Linked DNA regions of Homo sapiens: region 1 is linked to region 2. A link is a loop called in an ENCODE intact Hi-C map of the cell type or tissue named here. Cell type or tissue: PC-3. All regions are shown on one strand.

Evidence for each region. Peaks named below come from ENCODE experiments on the same cell type or tissue, not always from the same donor. Only the 100,000 strongest peaks of a DNase experiment are listed, where the experiment ranks them.
Region 1: a loop joins it to region 2, with 7 times the contacts of the local background. A loop is called at or near these places in 73 of 110 quality-filtered maps.

What each region holds. Positions count from the first base shown.
Region 1 is chr11:125,139,486-125,144,485 of GRCh38, reverse strand. No RefSeq gene overlaps it. Among named protein-coding and RNA genes, the nearest start is that of PKNOX2-DT, 23 kb to the left of the region's middle. RefSeq lists an enhancer at 2,139-2,695. In PC-3, CTCF peaks have their summits at 2,371 and 2,571 (motif pointing right); no DNase peak of the experiment used is centred here; H3K27me3 peaks cover 633 bases.
Region 2 is chr11:124,968,169-124,973,168 of GRCh38, reverse strand. The region is part of intron 4 of CCDC15 (coiled-coil domain containing 15); the gene reads right to left. Among named protein-coding and RNA genes, the nearest start is that of CCDC15, 16 kb to the right of the region's middle. In PC-3, CTCF peaks have their summits at 1,815 and 2,027 (motif pointing left); a DNase peak (open chromatin) is centred at 2,068; H3K27ac peaks cover 1,878 bases.

The sequences.
Region 1 (5,000 bases), 170 kb before region 2:
GTGGCTGACATTTCATAAGCAAACACGCTGAAGATCCCAGAGAACAAGCTGCTCCACTTTTCGACACTTCGGACTCACCCCATTGATGCTTCTGATTCTGCTGGAAAAAATGCCAACTTGGGCTCTGCAGGTTCCAAGAAGTCGTGAGCTTTTCCCTGCCACCTGATTGGCTGCATCATTCCTCAGCATCACTGCGTGTGTTCCTTGTGGAAATGCTTCGCTTGTTCATCCATAAGCTCCCTCCTTACCTTTCAAAGCCTCTTCTGGGACTGCCTCTTCTGGTGCTTGCCTTCAGTTCTATAAAATTCCTTTGCTTTTCATTAATAATTGCTAGTGTTTATTGCGTTAGTTAATACTAACCATGTCCCAGGTGTTGTTTTAGGGGCTTTATGTGTATTAGCTCTTTTAATCCTCACGACAACACTATGAAGTAGATTCTATTAATTCTAGTTTATGGATGAGGAAACTGAAGCACAGAGAGATTAAATAGTCACTTGTCCAGGGCCGCTTGGCTAACAAATGGAGGAGGCAGGATTAAAACCCAGGCAGTTGGCTGGGGGCAGTGGTGCACGCCTGTGATCCCAGCACTTTGGGAGGCCGAGACTGCCTGATCTCAGAAGTTCGAGACCATCCTGGGCAACGTGGTGAAACCTCATCTCTACCAAAATACAAAAAATTAGCCAGGCGTGGTGGTGGGTGCCTGTAGTCTCAGCTACTTGGGAGGCTGAGGCAGGAGAATCGCTTGAACCTAGAAGGTGGAGGTTACAGTGAGCCAAGATTTCACCACAGCACTCCAGCCTAGGTGACAGAGGGAGGCCCTGTCTCAAAAAAAAAAAAAAAAAAAAAAACCCGGGCAGTCTAGCTTGGGTGTCTATGCTCTTAACCACTACGCTGTGCTGTCCAAAAAAAAAAAAAAAAAGATGGAAACTGAGGCTTGGCTAGGTTCTCCTGGCTAGGTGAAGCATGGGTGCCAGGACTAGAACTGAGGTCTTCCTGATCCCATGTTCTCTGCTGTTCACACTTAGCGGGGCTGCCTCTTGAGGGAAAGGAGGAGAAGCAGATGAGTTTGAGGACCACTCAGGAGGTAGACAAGCTAGGACTATCATGAGGGTAATCAAAGAATAAGGGATACAATAGGAAGCCAAGGGCAAAGCCAGGTTTCTAGGTCAACTGTGCAGCCAAACCTTCATCATCTTCTGCCACTTTATTTTATTTATTTATTTATTTATTTTGAGATGGAGTCTCGCTCTGTCACCCAGGCTGGAGTGCAGTGGTGCAATCTCGGCTTACTGCAACCTCAGCCTCCCAGGTTCAAGCAATTCTCCTGCCTCAGCCTCCTGAGTAGCTGGGACTACAGGTGCGTGCCACCACGCCCAGCTAATTTTTATGTTTTTAGTAGAGACGAGGTTTCACCATGTTAGCCAGGATGTTCTCGAGCTCCTGACCTCGTGATCCACCCGCCTCGGCCTCCCAACGTGCTGGGATTACAGGCGTGAGCCACCGCGCCCGGCCTGCCACTTTATTCTTTATTCATTCATTCTTTCGTTCATTTGACACATACTGTGTTTCAGGTGCTGGCTGGGAAAAGCAGGAATTGGGGAGCGGGTAGACACTGAGACTGGCCATGACACTCACCAGGCCTTACTCCTTCCCCTTGTCCATGGAGCTCAAGGACTTTGCATTCTAGGGGATGGGGTTGATAAATAAATTATTACAACGTGATTATAAGTATATCAATATATCTACATCTATCTGTCTACCTATCTACCTACCATCTACCTACCTATAAAAGGAGTACAAGGAAGACAGCCCATCTCTGACTAAAGAAGTCAGGGGGAGCCTCAATCTAGAGAGGGTACCACTGGAGCCAGTGCTGAAGGTTATGATGGGAATATCCTAGGAGAGTATCGGGGATCCTGGGAGCTTCCCTGGAAAGTCTGTGACTGATGCCTGAGCTCTTCAACCAGAGTCATCAAATTCAGATATTCACTCTGAAAGGAGCCTCAGAGGCCCTCTCTATCCACAGGTGAGCCGACTGAGCAGTGCCAGGCCTGGGGTGAAGCGGAATTTCAGGAAGCACCCCGTCTCCAGCCACACAGGCGCCAACCCGCCAGCACCACCCTGCAAGCAAGGCCTCACCCTGGTCTCAGGCACAGCTCTCTCCAAGGGTCACACAGCAAAGCCAACAGTGCCATGCAAGGACCCCTGCCGCCTGCACTCCAGTCTTCTGCGTTTTGTGATTATGGAGAGCAAGGGAAAGGGAGAAGGAAAAGAAGGGGAAGAGGAGTCAAGAAATGCACCGCAGTCTCCTGTTCCTACAACAGAAAAGACAGCTCTGAAACTCTATATCCACCCACTTCAAGTTCCCGCCTTCCTCAAGCTTTATGTTCAGAAATGAGGATCTCTTCCCCACAGAGCCCTTCCCTCCCCTCTTTCTACTACGTGCTCTTCCAATTCCACACCTTTTCAACATTTATTTCAGCTGCAGATTGTCTTTCAAAAGCTGGCGGGGCGAGCCCTGCAGAGCCCACCACCGCGGCCAGAGGGTTGTAGTTCTACAGTCAGCCAGCAGGGGGCAGGCCTGCTCCGAGTCTCCGTCCTGCCCCGACCATCCCAGCCCCCCAGCCCAGTCACAACTCCTTAGAGATGCAAATTGAGAGGCAGCCTTCCTAACCCGAGAGGGCTGCTAATTCTCTGACAGTATGCAGATTTCCATCTTGCCTTTGCCTGGGTTTATTTGTTTTACTTTGCAATAAATTTAATACAGACTCCCTGAAGCAGAGAGGCAGATGGACTATAAAGTGCATTTTGAGCAGCCTTAGTTACTAGGTTAGTGTGGGTTTTGATCCCTGCTTAAATTATATCTATGAAATTTGACATGGATTTGGGTCTGGGGTTTGCTGGCTCCTTGGTGCTCTGGAGCGGCTTTTAGAGCATTTACAAGGGTTGATTTGATTATTGGGGCTTTAATTTTTCACAGAGGCTAACGAGGAGGCTGGGAAGCCCGGCCGGGGCCTGGCAGGAAGATGGAAAAGCTGGGATAAGTTGGGTTTCTACCTGCCCCAGTGTTCACGGTATCGAAATCGTTTTCTCATGTCCCTCGAGGGGCCCTAAGTCACTCTCACCAAAGAGCTGCATGCGGAAACCTGTTCTGATTCCCGGGGTAGTAGTGCAGCAAGGAGCTAGCTCAGATTCTACGAAAAAAGTCAGACGCACATATGGGACAGACATAACTAAAACATCTATAAAGAAACATTAACAAGAATGGTACAGATCAGCATTGTATAACAATGTAAATTGGATGTGAGGGGACTTGGCAGAAGGACAAAAGTCAACACACTCCTGTTAACCCCTTTGCCTTGTGCCAGAGTGTGCGGCCTCCCACTTCCCTACTTCCTTCCAGCAGATCCCTGAAGAAAGGAGGCAGAAGGAACTAGGAATGGGATGAGTTGGGTTCTTGCCCTGGCTCCACCGATTACTTCTTTGTTCAGATATTTGGTGAATATATTTAATTTCTGCAAGCTTCAGTTTCCCTCTGCACAGCTGGAATTTCATTATCATGAGGACCCAGTAAGAGATCTTCAGGAAGAATGTGTGTAGGCTGTAAAGGACCGGACCATAAAAAGTGAGTACATGGACAGATGTCATTCCCCGGTTGTGAAATGGTCATTGATGGATTAGGGTAGCAAGGCTTCAAGGCCAGAGAGGAGCTATTAATGGAATTTCCAAAGCCAGTCCATGAGGCAACATTGGTGGAATGAGTTGGGTTTCACAAACTAGCCAAGGTGTGAGACGGCCAGCTTTCTCACTGGTGGTGAGTTCTGTTCACCTGTGTGCGAAGCCTGCCTGCCAGCAGAGGACACCCTGAGAAGGTTCCAGCAGCAGCAGCAGCAGCAGCAGACGCCGAGGATTGTCCTGCAGAGCCCTGAGGGCTTGGCCACCCTGGCTGTGGGAGACTGGCAGGGGCTGGTGCTGCAGATTCATCTTCTCCCGCGTGAACCCGAGTGCAGGCAGAGCTCGGAGACAGAGGAGGGAGGGGAGGGAGGGCCCCTTGGCAAGAACCCAACTCATCCCATTCCTAGTTCCTTCCGCCTCTTTTCTTCAGGGGTCTGCTGAAAGGAAGTAGGGAAGTGGGAGGCCCGTCCCTCCTGCCTCCCTCCTCTGCATCTTCACATCTCTTAGGCCAGAGACTGGAGCAGGAAAGGGAGTTTGAGGGGGAACTAAGAGGAATGTGTTTGAAGAGCCAAGAAGAGCAAAGATTTGGGAGCCACCAGAGAAAAGGGGTAGAGAGTAGAAAGAGGCAGGTCGGGGAGAAAGGAAGGAACCATCACACATTGATATTTACTCCTGAAACTTTGAAGAGGATTGTGAACTGCTGGGGGAAGGGGAGAGAAATGAGAGAAGAGAAAGGAAATAACCAGCTCCACATGAAGGAGGGGGTGGGGTACAGGGGAGGTGGAGGCTGAGATTAAATGGAAATGAGGGGCTTGGTCACCATGGAGAAAGAAGCTGGAAGCTTTGGCAGCAGTTTGTCTATTAGGAGGAAAGGCAGGGATCAAAGAAGCTGTGGTGTGTCTATACACACAACCGGATTGGAAAATAACTAGCTGAATTCTGCCCAAAGCAGGGGGGGAGGGGGAAGGGAGTGAAAACTGGTTGAATTCTTTCCCAAATAACAATGGTTCTCCCCACGCTCGTTTCTCCCTTCTATCTGTTCCTCTGTCGCCTTAGGAACACACTACACTGAAACTGTTGGGTTGTGAAGATTTTGTTAAATTAAATTTGGTGACTTCCCCTCCGCCCCAGTGACCTGTGTGTTCAAGGGAATGGAAACCCTACATCCTGTCCCGGACAGAGGAAGGGAGATGGTAGCTGTGGTGGGGAAGGAGGGCGAAAGGAGGGACGCAGCAGTGAGGGTAAACCAGCCGATGCCTTGGTCTTCACGGGACCCTCTGAAGGAGAATGAAGAAATCCAGAAGCAGTGGCCACCGGCCAAAAGA
Region 2 (5,000 bases):
ATATTTCAACTGCTCCAAAAGCTAGAATATACATTATTTTTCTTCTGTTTCTCTGTAGTTACCATAACCCTTCACCAAGCCTCAATCTTGGAAAGGCTTTTTCAATGACATGCTTTGAGGACTGTCATTGGGTGAATAATGGCCACCCAAAGATACCAGGTGTTAATCCCTAGAACCTGTAAATATTACTTTATAAGAAAAAAGGGCCTTTGCAAATGTGATTAAGTTAAGGATCTTGAGATCTTAAGGACATTGAGAAGATAATCCTGGATTATCCATACGGGTCCTAAATGCCATCAAAAGTGTCCTTACGAGAGAGGTAGAGGAAGATTCAACATACAGAAAAGGAGGTGATGTGAAAATGGCATGCAGAAATTGATGTGATGCAGCCACAAGAAAAGGAATGCCAGCAGACACCAAAAGCTGGAAATGTCAAGAAACAAACTTTCCCCTAGAACCTGAGGATGGAGCACAGCCCTGAGGACACCTTCGTTTTGGTTTAGTGAAGTGGATTCTGGACTTCTGGCCTCCAGAACTGAGAGATAATAAATTTCTGTAATTTTTTAAGTTATTAACTTTGAGGTAATGTGTTACAGCAGCCACCAGAAACTAATACAAAGACTAAAGTTAATGTTAACAAGCAATTTAACAAAAACATAGAACCCAGGGGGATATTATAAATTAAATTATGCAATAATTCAAATAAACAAGTAGATAAGCACATTTCTCTGCAAGATGATGTTGGTCATTACATATATATGTAATTGTGTGAATGTCTGTGGTATATATATACATTTGTATGTATACTTACATATATGTTTAAATGTACATATGCATATGTGCATGTGTTGTATGTGTGTAAATACTCAAAACATAAAATTTGACCAAAAGTCTTTTCTATCTAGAACCTTAGGCACACTATTGATTCTTTTGTAGTTAACTGTTATTAACAGACTACGATTAAATCTCTAAGGCTTAGATTCCCTGATGAAGATGAATTACTCATAATTAGATAAATAATTAGATAAATAGAAAACCTAGCAAATGAAAAATCAATATAACTCCAGATAAAACAAAAAGCCATACATAGACGGAAACATAATCATAGTTTACTCATAGATCAGCTGTGACTAATGTTTATATAGTCATAACAACATAAATGTTTAATATAGATCTAAGCAAAATTACAATATAACTATAAAGAGAGGACGGGAGTGGAAAGAGTGCATGTGTAGTGGTGGCAGGGGAGAGAAAGAGGAATAAATCCTCATCCTTCCTAGTGGTAAATCAATAAAAAATGCCTAAATTTTTTTTAATTAAGAAGGAGTATTACTAGCATGTTGCTCAGAAATATGAATATTAACACCAAAAGACAAAACTAAAAGAATGCAAATAGTTGCTTCTGAGGAAGATGAGGAAATGTGCAAAGTACTTATCTTTTTTAATAACAATGCATGCAACTATTTACTTTACTTGTTCAAACTATGTACATATATACTTTCAATAAAACTCAGTGTAAAAAATGAGAAAAAAAATCCCAGACAATATCCCTCAAAAAGCTTCCTCTCATGAACAACATAAACATATAAATGCATTTTTGGTTCTCATATTGCATATATAAATACATATGTACATATATCAGACCTCAGGAATATCCTACAGAACATGGGCCTAAATTTTAGCTTGGAGCAGTTTGTTATTACCGACCTTCTGAAGCCTACTTCTGTCAACTCATCAAAGTCATTCTCCATCCAGCTTTGTTCTGTTGCTGGCGAGGAGCTGTGACCCTTTGGAGAAGAGATGCCCTGGTTTTTAGAATTTTCAGCTTTTCTGCTCTGGTTTCTCCACATCTTTGTGGTTTTATCTACCTTTGGTCTTTGATGATGGTGACCTACAGATGGGGTTTTGGTGTGGATGTCCTTTTTGTTGATGTCGATGCTATTCCTTTCTGTTTGTTAGTTTTCCTAACTAACAAACCATTGCCAACAAAACTTTGCTTGCACTGACCCCTAGAGACTATATCCCAGGTATACCAGACAACCAATCACAGTGCCTTCTAAGGAATACTGCCAGGCCTACAAGCCCTATTAAAGGGGCGGCCTTAGGCAACTTCCTCCCTAGCCTTAGCTGACTGGAGCAAGGGTTGTGTAGTAATATGTCAAATAAAAATAGGCCTTGATGCAATGTCTTCTGCACACCAAAAAAAATGTCTATTTTGCACACAGAAACATAACTTTAACAATTAGCAAAAGCACTTCTTTGTAACAAAACGAAAATTGTAATATATAAATTTTGAGATTTAAATCTTAAAATCTAAAGCAAACTATGATTAGATAGTAAAATTTAAAGCATCAAGCAAATATGAAGGATAAAATTTGAGAAATATAGATATCTAACTAGGACACTGTTCATATTTTCTTCAGTTCTTTTTAACTTGTTTGTGTAATTTTTTAGCCAATCAAGAATAAGATAGAATTTACATGTAACTGTATAAACAAAACAATTAGTAATACTATGTAGGTCATGGGAAAAGAGTATAGATGAGATCTAATATTTATAGAATTTTACCTACTTTATTATCATGGAGGACTAATACCAATGTAAAGTGTATTGTTAAGGCCATAAAAATCTAATCAAAGTTGAATTCTATTCAAGTATAATGTAGTTTATTTGCAAATGATATCATACTGATTTTTAAATGTGTTAGACTTTTCAGTGGCCAGAAAATACCATACATTAAAAGTTGAACTCACATGAGCCACTTTTTATAGCCCATGAATCCCAGTGCAATGCAGCGAGTTGCATTATCTTTCTTTTGTCACAATTGCTATCAATCTATAAGATGGCCAGTAATGTAGACCTAATGCAAAAAGGCAAGCTGGGCCAATAAATATTCCTTACCTCAGATAATAAACTAGGAAATATCCAGAGAAAAGTTAGAGAGAGGACTTGAACATAAAAGGTCCTAAACTGGAAAAAAGAGGCTAACGGGTCCTCAAGTATACCAAAGTTATGAAGCTGTGATGAGGAGATGACAATACCAGTTAATGGTAGAGAAATGAGAAAATAAGAGGGAAGCATACATGTAGAAACAAGGTGACCAACTATACTAGTTTACCTAGAACTGTCTCAGTTTTAGCACTGAAAAGTCCCATGTCCTGGAAACCCCTCGATCTTAGACCAATAGGGAAGGTTGGTCACCCTATGAGAAGAACTGAATCAATCAAGCTACTGATTAAATATTAGTGTGAAGATCAAATATCTCATGCTCTTGGGGTCACTGGAGCTCACATCCAGAAAAACTCACATCCAGAAAAACTCTCCAGTTGCATTCCTCAAAGGAGTTTGGATTTGTGTGAGATTCTGATTCTTCCCTTATTAACCCATGTGTATTCTTCAAATAAACTTTCCCCTTGTTTGGGTTAGCCTGAGTTCTTGCAGGCAAAAGTGTCTGACTGAAATACTAGTTTTTTCAATGGTAGATTACAAGAATTTAGCAGGCTATTTCACATTACTTAAAGCTTTACTACAAAAAGTAATTATTTCCATGGTTTTAAAAAGCTGGAAAACTAGCACTGTAAAGAGAGAATAAAAATAGAAATAAGATAGTAAAAGATTCAGTGAGAAACAAAAAGCTGGAATAAACCATGCTAGAAAACAGTAGCAAACTGAATAGGGACAGATCAATAAAAAGTTATTATATGGTAAGACTAAAACAATGATCAGTTGTTCTTCAATTCCTCACCAAAATGCCGCTTTCAAGGGACATCACAGAAACTGAATCCCTAAAGATAAATATCAGTCCTAATGAAAACAAAATACTGGTTCTATATATTATAAGACACTTGAAATTTCTTCCAGTCTACAATTCTAGCTCCTACCTTTAGGCAACTAATCTTAACTGACCTTTGAACAAGTAGGTAATACCAAGTATTATCAAGCAGAGGGTGAGGTAAGGGGTGCGGATTAAGAGCACTAGTGGCCAAATCATATTTAAAATACAGTATTGTGTTGTTTTTGAGGTCCTATTTCAGAAGAATATTGAAAAACAAAATAGTATTCAGAAGAAATCAATAAGGCATTAGGAATATAGAAACCCAAAAAAGAAAAATGATAACTATAATCAAATACTTGAAGTGCTCTCAGATGCTATCTTATTTTTTATTACCTGAGAGGGCAAAATTAAGACCAATGGATAAAAGTTATAGGGAGGAAGATTTTTGACTCAACATGTTGAAAAAATAGTTGCAATAATTTCAAGTCTTCTAAAAATAAAATGATCAGTCTGAAAAAGTAATGAGTTGTCCAATAGTGGAGGTGTTGTGGCAGGAATTAGATGGCCACATATGGAGATAATATAAAAAGAATTGGGGGGTCCATTCCAAGATGGCTGAATAGGAACAGCTCCGGTCTGCAGCTCCCAGCGTGATCGACGCAGAAGACAGGTAGATTTCTGCATTTCCAACTGAGCTACCTGTCATCTCCTTGGGACTGGCTGGACAGTGGGTGCAGCCTACGGAGGGTGAACCGAAGCAGGGTGGGGCATCGCCTCACCCAGGAAGTGCAAGCAGTCGGGGGATTTCCCTTTCCTAGCCAAGGGAAGCCATGACAGATGGTACCTGGAAAATCGGGACACTCCCGCCCTAATACTGCGCTTTTCCAACAGTCTTAGCAAATGGCACACCAAGAGATTATACCCCGCACCTGGCTTGGCAGGTCCCACACCCACAGAGCCTTGCTCACTGCTAGCGCAGCAGTCCGAGATTAAACTGCGAGGCAGCAGCCTGGCTGGAGGAGGGGCGTCCGCCATTCCTGAGGCTTCAGTAGGTAAACAAAGTGTCTAGGAAGCTCGAACTGGGTGGAGCCCACTGCAGCTCAACGAGGCCTGTCTGCCTCTGTAGACTCCACCTCCAGGGTCAGGGCATAGCTGAACAAAAGGCAGCAGAAACTTCTGCAGACTTAAACGTCCCTGTCTGACAGCTCTGAAGAGAGCAGTGGTT